Regions from separate parts of the Homo sapiens genome. Here region 2 is linked to region 1. Evidence: read pairs that join two places in POLR2A ChIA-PET (ENCODE). Cell type or tissue: endothelial cell of umbilical vein. All regions are shown on one strand. Links, peaks and the distances in the headings refer to the core of each region. The heading gives the core; the rest is flanking DNA.

Region 1 (8,357 bases), core at 4,269-8,268:
CCACCGTGCCTGGCCCACCCTAATAAATTGTAAAGCAACCACCTCATGGAGATTAGAGCAGAGATAAACATTGTTTTAAAGAGACTCAGCAGCTCCAGAAGACTCCATTGCATATTGCTTGAACACATTTTGGTATCTGCTGAGGCATATTTAGAATGCAGGCTCTTGCTGGGTGCAGTGGCTCATGCCTGTAATCCCAGCACTTTGGGAGGCCAAGGTGGGCAGATCACCTGAGGTTGAGAGTTTGAGACCAGTCTGACCAACACAGAGAAACCCCGTCTCTACTGAAAATAAAAATCAGCCGGGTGTGGTTGCACATGCCTGTAATCCCAGCTACACGGGAGGCTGAGGCAGAGGAATCGCTTGAACCCGGAAGGTAGAGGTTGCAGTGGGCCGAGATGATGGCATTGCACTCCAGCCTGGGCAACAAGAGCGAAACTCTGTCTCAACAAAAAAAAAAAAAAAAAGAAAAGAAAAGAAAGAAAAAAAGAAAAAAGCCAGGTATGGTGGCATGCACCTGTAGTCCTAGTTACTCGAGAGGCTGAGGCAAGAGGATCACTTAAGCACAGGAGTTCAAGGCTGCAGTAAGCTATGACTGTGCTACTGCACTCCAGCATGGGCAAAAGAGTGAGACTCTGTCTCTAAAAATAAAAATAAAGTAGGCTCTCAGGCCCCACTCAGATCCATAGTATCAGAATCTGCATTTAGCAAGATCCCCAGGTGATTCCCATGCAGATGAAAGTTGCAAAGCATCCTTTAAATGCAGGGTCAAAGGCTGGGAAAAGGTGGAGTTACTCCAGGTGACAGTGCTTATAGAGCACTATCCAGAGCGTAGAGAAGGGAGTTTTGGCCAACAGGCTTGGAATATTTATTAGCATCCCATAAGACGGGCAAGGCAATCCCTACTGTGGAGATGGCTGAGTCTGCCTGTAAAGCTTGATGTCCTTAAAGCTTTCAATCATCTGACCATTCCTTGCAATGAAACTGAGCTTCCCCAAACAATGTTCCTGTTATCACTGGGCTTCCACTTGATGCAAAGATTCAGGTCCACATAACATTAGAATAGACATTATTTTTTCTACTCGTAAACGAAACAATTGGCATTCTTATTTTATATACTAATCAAACAAAACCAGACAAAAATCAGACAAAATCAGGCAAGGGTCTGATTTTTTTTATTTACTCTGGTAAATAAATTAGCCACAGTGATAAATGCCACTTTAGACGGCTCTGTCCTGAGAGTGCAGACAGCCAGCAAGTCTCTTTCCAACCAACCATTTCTCATCTATCTTTGAATTAATTTCTTTCTTTCTTTTTTCTCTTTCTTTCTTCTTCTTTTTTTTTTTTTTTTCGAGGCAGAGTCTCGCTCTGTCGCCCAGGCTGGAGTACAGTGGCGCGATCTTAGCTCACTGAAGCCTCCGCCTAGCAGGTTCCAGCGATTCTTCTGTCTCAGCCTCCCGAGTAGCTGGGACTACACGCGCGTGTCACCATGCCTGGCTAATTTTTTTGTATTTTTAGTAGAGACAGGGTTTCACCATGTTGGCCAAGATGGCCTTGATCTCCTGGCCTCGTGATCTGCCCATCTCAGCCTCCCAAAGTGCTGAGATTACAGGCATCAGCATGAGTCACCACGCCCAGCCTCTTTCTTTCCTTTCTTTCCTTCCTTCTTTCCTTCTTTCTTTCTTTTTGACGGAGTCTTGCTCTGTTGCCCAGGCTGGAGTGCAGTGGCACAATCTCAGCTCACTGCAACCTCCACCTACCAGGTTCAAGCAATTCTCCTGCTTCAGCCTCCCAAGTAGCTGGGACTACAGGTGTGTGCCACCATGCCCTACTAATTTTCATATTTTTAATGGAGATGGGGTTTCACCATTTGGCCAGGCTGGTCTCGAAATCCTGACCTCAAGTGATCCGCCTGCCTCAGCCTCCCAAAGTGCTGGGATTACAGGCGTGAGCCACCGTGCCTGGCCTATCTTTGAATTTCTAATCATCTCATGTAATTGTACTCCATTGTTGCTCTAACAATGTGTCTCAATTTTGTCCTGTCAACTGGTAAGTTTCCTGAGGGCAGCAAAGGATCACAGCTGAAAACATACCTGTAGAAAGGACCAATCACCTACTGTGAACTTAAACCCAGACAGGAAAGAAAGTTCAGGCAAGGAGTATTTCACTGAGGTTTTCATACAGAAAAAAATGAGGCCAATTGAATGTGGACCCACAAGGGAATGGTTAACTGAATTATGGTATATATGCTCAACACAATGCTATGCAGCTATGGTCCACACAGATTACATGTGGTAATGTGGAAAATACCAATGATGTATATCCCGTGACAGTCAGACTCCCTGCAGGAAACAGATGGCACGCTCAAAATTGGGAAAATTGAGAAGGGTCTAATAAAGGGGCTATTTACAAAGGTGTGGGCGGCTCTGGAAAAGCGACAGAGCAGAGGGGCGCTGTTTCCATGGCTAGGCCAGGTGTCAAGGGGGAAGGGGGGCCCTGCTGGAACATGAGGGGAGAACTACCTGGAGAGGGTTCAAGGGCCCCCAGACAGGAGCTGCAGGCTTTGATGGAGGGACTCTGTTAGTCTTCGGTGATCTGGAAGGGAGGAAGAAGGGGAAGGAATATCCCTCAAACCCAACCAGAAGCCAGAGGAGGACAGGGGAGCAGCACACAGAAGCCTCCTGGAGCACCCAGCAGGGTGCAGGCGGATGGGGGGCAATCTGCAGGGGCAAACAGGAGATGTTGCTAGTGCTCCAAAACAACACTCCAAAGCGTGGCACTTTGGCATGAACTAAAGGAGGCTGGAAGGCCTCCAAAGCAGCCTCAGAAGTCAGTTCTCTCTGACCTCCTGCCCTCCTGTTTCTCGCCCTTGCTTCTTCCACCCAAAATCCTAGAAAACAAAATTCCCCTTCCCCAAAGCGGGTTATAGAAACTAGAATCCCAAGGCTGAGCACGGTGGCTCAGGCCTGTAATCCCAGCATTTTGGGAGGCCGAGCCGGGGGGGATCACTTGAGGCCAGGAGTTCGAGACCAGCCTGGCCAACAGGGCAACATGGTGAAACCCCGCCTCTATTAAAAATACAAAAATTAGCCGGGCGTGGTGGCGGGCGCCTGTGATCCCAGCTATTTGGGAGCCTGAGGCAGGAGAATTGCTTGAACCTGGGAGGCGGAGGTTGCAGTGAGCTGAGATCGTGCCACTGCACTGCAGCCTGGGTGACAGAGTAAGACTCCGCCTATTAAAAAAAAAAAAAAAGAAAGAAAGAAAAGGATGGGGGAGGAGGGGAGGGGAGGGGGGAAGGGAGGGGAGCAGAGGGGAAGGGGAGCAGAGGGGAAGGGGAGCAGAGGGAGAGGGGAAGGGAGTGGAAGGGGAGGAGAGGGGAGGAGAGGGGAAAGAAAGGAAACTAGGATCCCTCTCCCCAATAGCAAGCCCTAAAACCTAAAAAGGTCACTCTCTCTCCCTTCTCCCTTCTTTTATTTTTCTTGAGACAGGGTCTCTCGCTCTGTCGCCCAGGCTGGAGTGCGGCATCGCGATCTCGGCTCACTGCAACCTCCGCCTCCTGGGTTCAAGCAATTCTCCTGTCTCAACCTCCAAGTAGCTGGGATTACAGGCACACACCATCAAGCCCAACTAATTTTTATATTTTTAGTAGAGATGGGGTTTCACCATGTTGGCCAGGCTAGTCTCAAACTCCTGACCTCAACTGATCCGCCCGCCTCAGCCTCCCAAAGTTCTAGGATTACCAGCGTGAGCCACCGCGCTCAGCCTCCATTCTCCCTTGAAGACCTTCATTCCAGAAGGTCCTGCCCCAGACCCTGGAGGAAGGAATGCTACACAGGGAGACCAAGGCGAATCTGCACAGAAGGCCTTGCTGGGCCTCCCTCTCAGTCTGTTACCACTAGATCATCCCCTTTTGTCCAATCCTGTTTCTACACAGCTGTCCATTCTTCACCCAGCCTAAGCAAAAAAAGAGACCATTTTCCCTGGGTCTTTGGACCTTCATTTCTGAAGGCTCCTACATCAAGCAAAACTTGGATTAAATGAATTTGTTGGGCCGGGTGCAGTGGGTCACACCTATAATCCCAGCACTTTGGGAGGCTAAGACGGGAGGATCGCCTGAGCCCAGGCATTCGAGACCAGCCGGGGCAAAATGGCGAGACCCTGTCTCTACAAAAAATTTAAAAATAAGTCGGCCATGGTGGCACATGCGTGCCTGTAGTCCCAGCTACTAGGCAGGCTGAGGTGGGAGGATCCCTTCAGCCCAGGAAATCGAGGCAGCAGTGAGCTATGATGGTGCCACTACACTCCAGCCTGGGGCAGAGCAAGACCCCAGTCTCTAGAAAAAAAAAAATAAGTAAATAAATAAGTTTGTTGCCAGGCCCAGCTTTCTAGGAGTCTGAGGCAGGAGGATCGCTTGAGCCCAAGAGTTCAAGGCTGTAGAAAGCTGTCATTGAGCCTGTGAATTGCCATTGCACTCCAGCCTGGGCAACATAGCAAGACCCCCATCTCTATAAATAAATAAACAAACAATGAAATGTGTGTTATGCTTTTCCCTTTTTTTTTTTTTTTTTTTGAGACGGAGTCTCGCTCTGTCGCCCAGGCTGGAGTGCAGTGGCGCGATCTCGGCTCACTGCAACCTCCGCCTCCCGGGTTCACGCTATTCTCTTGCCTCAGACTCCCGAGTAGCTGGGACTACAGGCGCCCGCCACCACGCCCGGCTAATTTTTTTTTTTTTTTTTTTTTGGTATTTTTAGTAGAGACGGGGTTTCACTCTGTTAGCCAGGATGGTCTCGATCTCCTTACCTCGTGATCCGCCGCCTCGGCCTCCCAAAGTGCTGGGATTACAGGCGGGAGCCACCGCGCCGGGCCGACGGGCTGTGTTGCTTTTCTAATAAAACACAGTCAATGAGGCAAGTTAGGGGAAAGGGTATGGGGGAGGAGGTGGAGCAGCACAAGTCTTCCCCTCCCCTTAGTCCAAGGCAGCCCCTTGAGGCACCTTCTGGTATCCTTCCAATCCCTTCATTTTGCAAAAGGAAGAAGTGACTTGCTCAAAGTGTAAAGCAGGTTAGCGGCAAGATGGGAGGAAATCCGGATCTTCCCCCTCCCCCACAGATTTCCAAATTGTCCTTGCCTGCCGTCCGTCTCCACACCACCCGACCTCCCTTCCCCCGCCACTTGCCCCCTTCCCTTTCTCTCTTTCGCGGCAAATCCAAGAGCTTCCCTGATTTGAAGCAGCTAAACAGTCTCACACCCTTAATCTCACTGTCTGAATGATAAATCCTGTAGGGCAGCTCATTCCATTCAAGCCCTTCACACCCTCCTCTGAGTAGCTGGGTGGTCTCTTCCGCCCAAGTGGGGGCTGCTGGCCCTTCCTTCCACTTAGCATTCCCCCAGGAGTCGAGGACTTCCCGGGAGCCCGGCATTCGCCTCCAAAACAATATCCAGATAAGACACGGCCCTCCCAGCCCCCTTTCAGGGCCACACCATAAAATAAAGCCGCGTGGGCTTTGCACCCCTGGACAGAATCCTTTGTCTGGGTTGGAAACAGCCTGAAAAGATGAAAGGGGCTCCCACTCTGACCTCTTCACCTCTTGTTATCTTGGGCCCACTCCCCTTAGACTCTCTGAAGCAGACAGCGGCGTTTTCCCATGGTCACTGGGGTTAACGACGTCTTAGCAGCTAACTGGGAGAGGAATGTGAGGAATGTACCTGCCTAAGGGGCGATTATTTTCATCAAGGACAGGCTGAAATGGATAATGAGGTCAAAAACAAACGCCATCTCTTTCTCAAAGGACTCTCTAAAGGGAGGCTATTAGATATAGTTCATTAGTTGAGGGTGGGGGGCTAGGGAGCTACTTTTTGACCGTTGCCTGAAGAGAGATGGAGGCATTTTGCCAAGTTTAGATTCTTCTCCAAGTCAGTAGGGGGCTAAGTTTAGGCTCCGATTCAAGCTTCCAGATATCTGAGTTTCATTCGGGTACAGGCAACAAGTGGCATTCTGGGCTGAAAATATTTGCAAGAGAATGTATTGTAACTGTTCAAGTGGGGTCCATAGTAAAAAAAAACAAAAAAACAAAAAAACTAATATCCAAAAATCAAATAATCAATTGTGGAAAACTGATGAACCAGAGTTTCTGTTTAAAAAGATATTTGTCGGTTCAATTCAGTATAACTACTATAACTACATTAATTTTATTAAAATCACACATACTTTATATAGTTAAAGCCTTTATACATTTTCTCTCCAAAAACCTTAAGAATAATTTCACTGTAAAAAAACATTTATCACATATTAGCATATTTATATAAAATGTCCCAGGGCCAGGGCTGGCCACGGTGGCTCATGCCTGTGATCCCAGTGCTTTGGGAGGCTGAGGTGGGAAGATTGCCTGAGGCAAGGAGTTTGAGACTAGCCTGGGCAACATACTGAAATCTTGTCTCCAAAAGACAAAACAAAACAAAAATGGATAAAATTAAATATTCCCTTTTTATTCCATTGCCATCACTGTAATTTAGGCTCTAACTCTCTACTCTTCACCAGTGGATTTTCACATAACTTACAAACTGGAACCCCACTTGTAAACTCCTTCACTTCCATTCATCCTGCATCCCATACAGTTTACCTTCTTCAAATGTATCTGTGCTGTGTTCAAAACCTTCATTGCTCACCAAGGCTGAATGTGATAAGGTATGTGCTACTTCAGTGCCCAGGCAGAACAGACATTCCTTTCCCCTCCATTTTTCTTTATACCATTACAAAATGAAGTTCAAACTCTCCAGTCTGGCATTTATAGCCCTCCAAATCTAAATCTGATTAACTTTCAATCCTAACATCCCCACTGCATGTCCTCCCCATATTTAAAAGCCCACCCTCTGGCCAGGTGCAGTGGCTCACGCCTATAATTCCAGCACTTTGGGAGGCTGAGGCAGGTGGAGCACTTGAGGTCAGGAGTTCAAGACCAGCCTGGCCAACATGGCAAAACCCCGTCTCCACTGAAAATACAAAAATTAGCTTGGTGTGGTGGGGCACCTGTAATCCCAGCTACTTGGGAGGCTGAGGCAGGAGAATCGCTTGAACCCGGGAGGCAGAGGTTGCAGTGAGCCGAGATCGTGCCATTGCACTCCAGCCCGGGCAATAGTGTGAGACTCTATCTCAAAAAAAAAATAAATAAATAAATAATAAAAATAAAACAGGATGTGAGTAAAGCACTTTGCAGTGTCTGGCACAGAATCAATTCTATAAATGTAAGCTTTGACGATAATGATGATATAGACTGATACCTGTAAAAGTTCTTTGCATAAAAAGACAAGCCAGCTCTCTGTAGAACATGCTGGACTCCAAGTTCCCTGATCAGGCTGTGGTCACGCAGGCCTTTGTACCTTTGCTCTAGCTTCTGTCTGGGTTTGGAATGTACTCTCCCCTCCTTCTCTTATCTCCATACTCAGCTCAAAGGACACCTTCCCAGGGAGGCCTTCCGAGACCAGCACTTCACCCCTGGCCCAGCAAAACTAATTCCTCCCTCCCCCAAGGGCTCATAGCTCTAAGATAGCAAGTCTCACATTGTATAATAATAGCTTGCTTATATGTTGATAGCATATTAACATAGTTTCAGAATTTTCAGGGTCCAACATAGTCTTGGGTCTAACCTGCCTTTATGGGTGCTCAGTAAGAGTATGTGGAAGGAATGAACAAAGGAATGGCTTGTCCCTGAGGGTACCTGCATGGCTTCACACCAAGTCCCACCCACCTGGCCTCTCAACCCTCAGACCTTTGATGGCACCTCTTCGAGAATTGTCTTTCCTGGCAGATCCCTGGAATCTACGAAAACAGGGTATGATTGCATTTTCAGCTACTATCTCCACGCCACTTTGTGTGACTTGCTGACCAGCTGGAGGTGCCACGAGAACATGACTCAGGGTAACCGAAATGTACTTTAGTGCCAAAACTACAGGATTCAGTTATAGGATAGTATTTAAACTGCTGCACTAGGAAGTGTCTGCAAACAGATCTGTATAATGTAGTGTGGCAATGTTAACAACTTGGTGGGCTTGTATCCTTTTTAGCTACTAGAAAACTCAGCATAACAAAATGATACCTGATCACTTCAAATTTTTGTCCAGTAGTCATGAAAGACACAAACGATCCTCCTTCTTTTCCCTATGCCGAGCCCCAATCCTGCGTATTCATTGTGAGATAAGGGGGTCACATTCAAGGGTGCAGTCTCTGGCCTCGAGTTAGGACAAATACACTGGGCCCTCACAGTCTCATTAGCACCTACTACATCCAACCCAACTAATAGACCATAGCCAGAGCTTCAGGGCTGCCAGAGAGGCAATCCAGGGCAGTGGTTAAGAACTAC
Region 2 (7,327 bases), core at 3,328-7,327, 190 kb before region 1:
CCAGGCTGGAGTGCAGTGGTGCAATCTCAGTTCACTGCAAGCTCCACCTCCTGGGTTCACACCATTCTCCTGCCTCAGCCTTCTGAGTAGCTGGGACTACAGGCACCCGCCACCACGCCCGGCTCATTTTTTGTATTTTCAGTAGAGACGGGGTTTCACCGTGTTAGCCAGGATGGTCTCGCTCTCCTGACCTCATGATCTGCCCGCCTCGGCCTCCCAAAGTGCTGGGATTACAGGTGTGAGCCACCGCACCCGGCCTAAGTATGTTTAGCTTTTTATGAAACCATTGAATTGTCTTCCATAGTGGCTGTACCATTTTACAGTCCTACCAGCAATGAGAGTTCCTGTTGCTCCACAGCCTCACCAGCATGTGTCAGTGTTTTGGATTTGGGCCATTCTAATAGGTTTGTAACACCTTACTGCTTTAATTTGCAATTCCCTAATGACATACGATGTTGAACATGTTTTCTTATTTACCATCTATATATCATTTTTGGTGAGGATTCCAGATCTTTTGCTCATTTTTTTTTTATTATAGTCTGGTTGGTTGTTTTCTTACTATTGAGTTTTAAGAGTTCTGTGGCTTGTCTTCTCATTTCTTGACATTGTCTTTTCCAGAGCAGAAGTTTTTAATTTCAGCAAAGTCCAGCTTATCATTGGTTTCTTCATGGATGATGCCTTTGGTGTTGTATCTAAAAGGTCACCTCTATAACCAAGGTCATCTAGGGCCTTCTCCTGTGTTAACTTCTAAGAGTTTTATACTTTTACATTTTATACTCACATTTAGATTCATTCTGAGCGAATTTTTATGGAAGGTATAAGGTCTATGTCTAGATTCATTTTTTGCATGTTAATGTCCAGTTGTTCTAGCATATTGCCTTTGCTCCTCTGTCAAAAATCAACACTTTGGCTGGGTGCGGTGGCTCACACCTGTAACCCCAGCACTTTGGGAGGCCAAGGCGGGCAGATCACGAAGTCAGGAGTTTGAGACCAGCCTGGCCAACATGGTGAAACCCCATCTCTACTAAAAATACAAAAATTAGCTGGGCATGGTGGCGGGCACCTGGAATCCCAGCTACCCGGGAGGCTGCAGCAGGAGAGGCATTTGAACTTGGGAGGTGGAGGTTGCAGTGAGCTGAGATCGAGCCATTGCACTCCAGCCTGGGCAACATGGCGAGACTCCATCTCAAAAAACAAAAAAAAAAAATCAGTATCTTTATGTGGATCTGTTTCTAGGCTCTCTCTCTCGTGGTCTTTTGATATATTTGTCTGTTCTTTTGCTGATAGGACGCTGTCTCGATCACTATAGCTTTATAGTAAATATTGAAGTCAGAGTGGTGTCAGTCTTCTACCTTGTTCTTCTTCAGTATTAAGTTGGATATTCTGAGTCTTTTGCTTCTTCATTTAAACATTAGAATCCGTTTATTGATATCCACAAAATAGCTTGTGTTTGATTTTGATTGGGATTGCATTGAATCCATAGATCAAATTGCATCCAGGCGGTTTTAATTAGAAGTTATAATTCCTAGCCCATGATGTTTTTGAAATTCAGTATGAATTTTTGCTTAGTTTGAATTCCATCTTATTACTGCACATTCCTGTGACATGACACATGTCCTTTAGGCTTTCTTACTAAATCAAACTGACAAGCCTCTAGACACCATGCTGAAGACAGACATTTCACCAATCTTATTTTTTCAGAATAATGACTCTATTATTTTTTTTAAAATAATACATTCTTATTATAAAGAACTGAAGACAGTTTGGGTGATCTTATGGAAACCTCCACTCAGTGCCAGGTGCGGTAGCTTACAGCTGTAATCCCAGTGCTTTGGGAGGCCAAGGGGAGAGACCGAGAGTTTGAGACCTACCTGGGCAACATAGTAAGACCCTGTCTGTACAAAAAAAAAAAAAAAAAAAAAGAAAAATTTAATTAGCTGGGTGTGGTGACGCACACCTGTAGTCCCAGCCTCAGCCTCATCGCTTGAACCCAGGAGGTTGAGACTGCAGTGAGCCATGATTGCAACACTGCACTCCAGCCCAGGCAACAGAGCGAGACCTTGTCTCTTAAAAACAAAAAACCAAAAACCACCCAGAGATAACTACTAACATTAGGTGAACAGCATTCTAGGTATGTCTAAGGTATTTCTAGGTAGAATGCTAAATAGAAATGCTTATATTAAAATGCTATTTTAAAAAGAAAAGTTCTGAATCTAATTTTATGTGAATCTAACAGGAGAAAAAGAAACTGAAGTAGATGTTTCTTCCCCACAAAAATTAGTAGTTCCCAAAAGATCTCCCTGAAGTTAATATTATGAGAAACATTAAGAAACTAGAATTGTTCTTAATAAGGTTTCCTTTTTAGATGGCATAATCCAAGGCTCTAAAGATAAGGAAATAGCTTGCTCTTTCTCCTCAATTTGTTTATTCCTATATTGATTTTGTTTTTAAAGTCTATGCATTTCCTTCTGCTCTGAAACCTTAATTCTCACCACAGTCTTTTTTTCTTTCTTTTTGAAACAAAGTCTCACTATGTTGTTCTCACCAGCCTCAAAGAATCCTCCAGCCTTAGTTTCTCAAGTAGCTGGGACTTCATTTTATTTTATTTTTATTTATTTTTTTGAGGTAGAATCTCACTTTGTCACCTAGGCTGGAGTGCAATGGCACAATCTCAGCTCACTGCAGCTCTGCCTCCCGGGTTTGAGCGATTCTCCTGCCTCAGTCTCCTGAGTAGCTGGGATTACAGGCAAACACCATCGCACCTGGCTAATTTTTGTATTTTTAGTAGAGACGGGGTTTCACCCTGTTGGCCAGGCTGGTCTTGAACTCCTGAGCTCAGGTGATCTGCCCACCTCAGCCTCCCAAAGTGCTGGGATTACAGATGTGAGCCACCCCGCCCGGCCTTCATTTTATATTTAAACTGATTTTGTGGCTCACCACCAGTATTTTTGCCATTGCTTCTTCATTTCTGAGTTGTTATTTTTAAACTCTTGATTGAAGTCCAGCCACAGTGGCTCATGCCTGTAATCCCAGCACTTTGGGAGGTCTGGGCGGGCAGATCATTTAAGTTCAGGAGTTCGAGACCAACCTGGCCAACATGGCAAAACCCCATCTCTATAAAAAATACAAAAATTAGCTGGGCGTGGAGGCAGGCGCCTGTAATCCCAGCTATTTGGGAGACTGAGGCAGGAGAATAGCTTGAACCCAGGAGGCGGAGGTTGCAAAGAGCAGAGATCACACCACTGCACTCCAGCCTGGGCAACAGAGCGAGATTCCGTCTCAATAAACAAACAAACAAACAAACAAACTCTTGATTGGCTGAATTGCACCGTTAGGAATGACTCAGGAATGGCTCATGAGTTCTGTATTTTCTGCGTTAGGGAATGTTTCTGTGGTCTTTATAGTTGTGCACACCTTGGCTGAATAAAATATTCTTGCATCACACCTTCTTTTGCTCAGAATTTGGATATATTTCTCCATTGTCATCTGGTGTTGACTGTTGGTAGGGACAACACTGAGGCCAGCCGAAGAGTCCCATCTAAGAGGATACCCTCTAACGAGATATTCCCTTGGCTTTTTCTTTCTTTTTTTTCTTTCTTTTCTTCCTTTCTCTTTCTCTTTTTAAATCTATATGTCTGAATAGTTCTTTCTTGTTCTTTATCAGTTTTTCCTGGAACAAAGTGTGCTTTTTAGAGGTGCAATTCTATTCTTCATTCTAGGGAAGATGTCTTGTATTTTCTTGATGAATACTTTTTCTTTTTCATGTGTTAGGTTTTCTGTTTTAAATTCTATTTTTATTCTTTTTTTCATTGTCTTGATATTTTTTATACCTTTCATAGCTATCTCTCTTTTTAATGCATGTCTCTTTTCTCTTCATTCACCATGATTATCTCAGGCCTTTCCTTGATATCAGATTGATTTTTAGCCATATCTGTTCATTTTCTTGCTATTTCTCATGTATGAGTTTTGAAGAAGTGCCGTCAGTTTCTTTCCTTGTTATTTCATCTGTTTCAGCTTTGAGTGCCTACTTTCTTGAATTCATGTTTTTTTTACATTTTTCTATAGCTGAGACTACTACTGGGAATTTTTTTTCCTGTTCCTTGGATTACATTTTCTTCTGGACTTGGCTCTCATCAATCACATGCATGTTCCTTCCTTTCACTGTTTTCCTTTCATATGTTTGTGTATCTGCCATGTCATTTCTTTTATATGTTTTGTACTTCTGCCTCTGGCCAGACGTTTTGTTTGCTTCTGTAAAATATGAGTACATTATTAATTCCAAAAGTATCTGTAGCCACTACTTAGATTTAACAAATGTTAACATTTTACTGTATTTTAAAAGCATTGCTTCATGCAACCCATTTAGTACTTGCCATGAAACGCCCCCATCTTTACTCTGTTGTAACTGAGGTATCTCCTCAACAGGTAAACAACTGAAACTGTACTTCCCTTCCTGACCTCCAGTTGACTTTCCCTTTCTTCACTCTGTGCTAATCAGGAGCTAAGATTTTCTTAACCACCTACCATTTTCTATCTTCACTTTTTTTTTTTTAATCCTTATTTTTCACCCCCACTAAGGAAAATTACTGAGAACCAAGTTAGCAAAAACCTAGCAAATGGGCTGGGCTTGGTGGCTCATGCCTGTAATCCCAGCACTTTGGGAGGCTGAGGTGGGTGGATCACCTGAGGTTGGGAGTTCAAGACCAGCCTGACTAACATGGAGAAACCCCATCTCTACTAAAAATACAAAAGTAGCCGGGTGTGGTGGAGCATGCCTGTAATCCCAGCTACTCGGGAGGCTGAGGCAGGAGAATTGTGTGAACCCGGGAGGTGGAGGTTGTGAAGAGCCGAGATCGCTCCATTGCACTCCAGCGTGGGTAACGAGCGAAACTCCATCTCAAAAAAAAACAAAAAAAAACAAAAAAAAAAACCTAGCAAATATAAGAAACACAGCACTAATCTAAAAACCAACTTGATAACCCCTTCCTTTTCAGCCACTCAGGCACATACCCAGACACAGAGCCACTTGCTCTTCAGGAGCCCACCCACCAACGTGGAGGCCTGGGGACTTGGGAACCCGAAGCCTCATTACAAATCCCAGCTCTGGCATACCAGGAGAGTGACTTTGGAGGGTTCTGCCAATCCCTCTGCTCCTTGGTTTCCTCACCCCTAAATCAATGCAGCAAATAAATGCCATCTTCAAGGGGTCAGCGTAAAGATACGTGAGACGGTGTGGACGAAGTGCCCAGCTCTGTCCCAGCACAGAGCAGATACTTGACGCTGGGCTGCTGTCCCCTTTCCCTCTTATCATCAGCCTCCATCCCCCAGTGTTTGCTTCTGCCCTCCTCTGTGGACAGCCCTCCTCCAAGCCACCAATGGCAGAGCTGGACTAGACCCAGAAGATTCTCTGACCACCCCCTTCTTCCTTATGAATAGGGAAGAAGCTGAGGCCCATAGCTGGTGGCTGAATGAGGAGAACTCACCCAGTTTTCTCTTCAGTGTGTGGAAACACCATCCGCGTCTGCTGCCTGACCCCCTCATAGTCCTCTCCTTACCCCATTCCATCCTGAACCCTCTGTAAAAATCACCCAGAGGATATCCACACAGCCCCAAGCTTAACCCTTATCCTCTTTGCTGACAACTCCCAGCATTCAATGCTTTTCTTCACCTGTTTGGCCTAGGTTTGAGGGATGAGGACACAGCTCATTCATTTGGTTGCACCCATGCCTAGTTCCTTCTAGAGGCTGGGCCCTGAGGTGCTCTCTGGAGGTGCTCTGTTTCCCTCCTGCCATCTGGTTCCCTCAGGCAGCTCACAGGAGTGGAGGCAGCCACATTCTCCTTCCACTAACACAGATCCCTTTTTGGCTGAGGACAAAACTGAGGCTGTACAGCCCTAACTGCATGCTCAGGAGGCCTCGGAGAGAACTGTCCTGGCCCAGAAGATACTGCTCAGCTCCCAGCCACCCCACACCCTCTGTGCCTGCCAGTCTCCAGGCATCCCAAGTCCAGAGCAGAGCAAAGCATCAAGGGCTGTGCGTGATGGGCTTTTGTCCAGATGTCCAACTTTGGGCCAGAAAGGAAGATGGTCCCGGCCCCCTAAGGTTTTATAATCTTGTTGAGACACAGGGGCAAGTGTAAGGTGCATTGTAAGAGCTACATATTGGGAAGTAAGATGCTAAGAATTAAACCAAAAAATGATACAAAATGATTCCGAACAGAGATATAGAAAGTCACCTTAAGAAATGATTCCAAGATTCAGTGGTCAGAATGGAGCTACAGCACAGAGGAATGTTAAAGACAGTGCCCATCAGAAGACGGGGACGGTGGCCACCAATGGAAGCCCAGAAAGGGGAAACCTCATGGGCAGAGGCTGGCAGTGGCCATCTGATTGGGAGACAGTACCCCGGGGTGGTTGGCTTCAGTGTCCTGGCCCTGGCCAGGCCTACTCTTGTTGGACGGATGGTGCCACAGGCAGCGATGCCTCAGATTCTATAGCAAGCCTCAGATTCAACAAGCCTCAGATTCTATAGCAAGCAGAACTTTCCTCTGCCTTCCTGCTCACCAGGCAACCTTCTAATAAGTTGGTATCTTGTCTGTTTGGGCTGCTATAACAAAATTCCATAAACTAATTACTTATAAACAACATAAATTTATTTCTCACAGTTCTGGAGGCCAGAGATCCAGGCACCAGCAGATGCGATGTCTGGTGAGGGCCTGCGTTCTGGTTGATAGATGGCAATCTCCTCACCGTGTCCTCACATTGCAGAAGGGGAGTGGCAGCTCTCTGGGGTCTCTTTTATAAGGGCACAAATCCCATCTATGGGGGCTCTGCCCTCATGACCTAATCACCTCCCAAGGGCCCCTCCTGTTAGTACCATCACCTTGGAGATGGGGTTTCAACATATGAATTATGGAGGGATGCAAACATTTAGACTAAACAGTTGGCTTCCCACACAGTGTGCCTCTGGGAGAGAAGTGTAATCTGCACCCCGACATTCCTGCGGATGGAGTCATCAGTCTCTTGCATGGTGGTGCTGACAGGATCGCTCACCTCCAGGCTCTCAGCAGTGATCCTGTGACGCAAGGGCTGGCCCTGCACTGGGGTTGATCTTCCCACTTCCAGGCCCCCTTTTCAGGCCTCCTGGGAACCAGCCACCCCCAGCCCCCCACTCCTGTTGAACCCCAGCCATAATCCCAACCCTGATCTTCCTCTCTGGATTTCAAAGCTTCATCCATGCTGAGCTGCAAGGGGAATGGACAGAACTGGAAACTGGGGCAGACTGGAGTTGCCAGCCTAGGCTGGGCTGTGAGCTCCATAGAGCAGATG

Evidence for each region. ChIA-PET counts read pairs that join two places held together with the same protein. Peaks named below come from ENCODE experiments on the same cell type or tissue, not always from the same donor. Only the 100,000 strongest peaks of a DNase experiment are listed, where the experiment ranks them.
Region 2: POLR2A ChIA-PET joins it to region 1 with 5 read pairs; 5 of 35 experiments call an interaction of 5 or more read pairs at or near these places.

Annotation. Positions count from the first base shown.
Region 1 is chr6:37,120,781-37,129,137 of GRCh38, forward strand. No RefSeq gene overlaps it. Among named protein-coding and RNA genes, the nearest start is that of PIM1, 45 kb to the right of the region's middle. RefSeq lists enhancers at 3,213-4,191, 4,192-5,170, 5,171-6,149, 6,251-6,928 and a silencer at 5,533-5,827. In endothelial cell of umbilical vein, for the core only: no CTCF peak of the experiment used is centred there; no DNase peak of the experiment used is centred there; H3K27ac peaks cover 1,045 bases.
Region 2 is chr6:36,931,710-36,939,036 of GRCh38, forward strand. No RefSeq gene overlaps it. Among named protein-coding and RNA genes, the nearest start is that of PI16, 19 kb to the right of the region's middle. In endothelial cell of umbilical vein, for the core only: no CTCF peak of the experiment used is centred there; no DNase peak of the experiment used is centred there.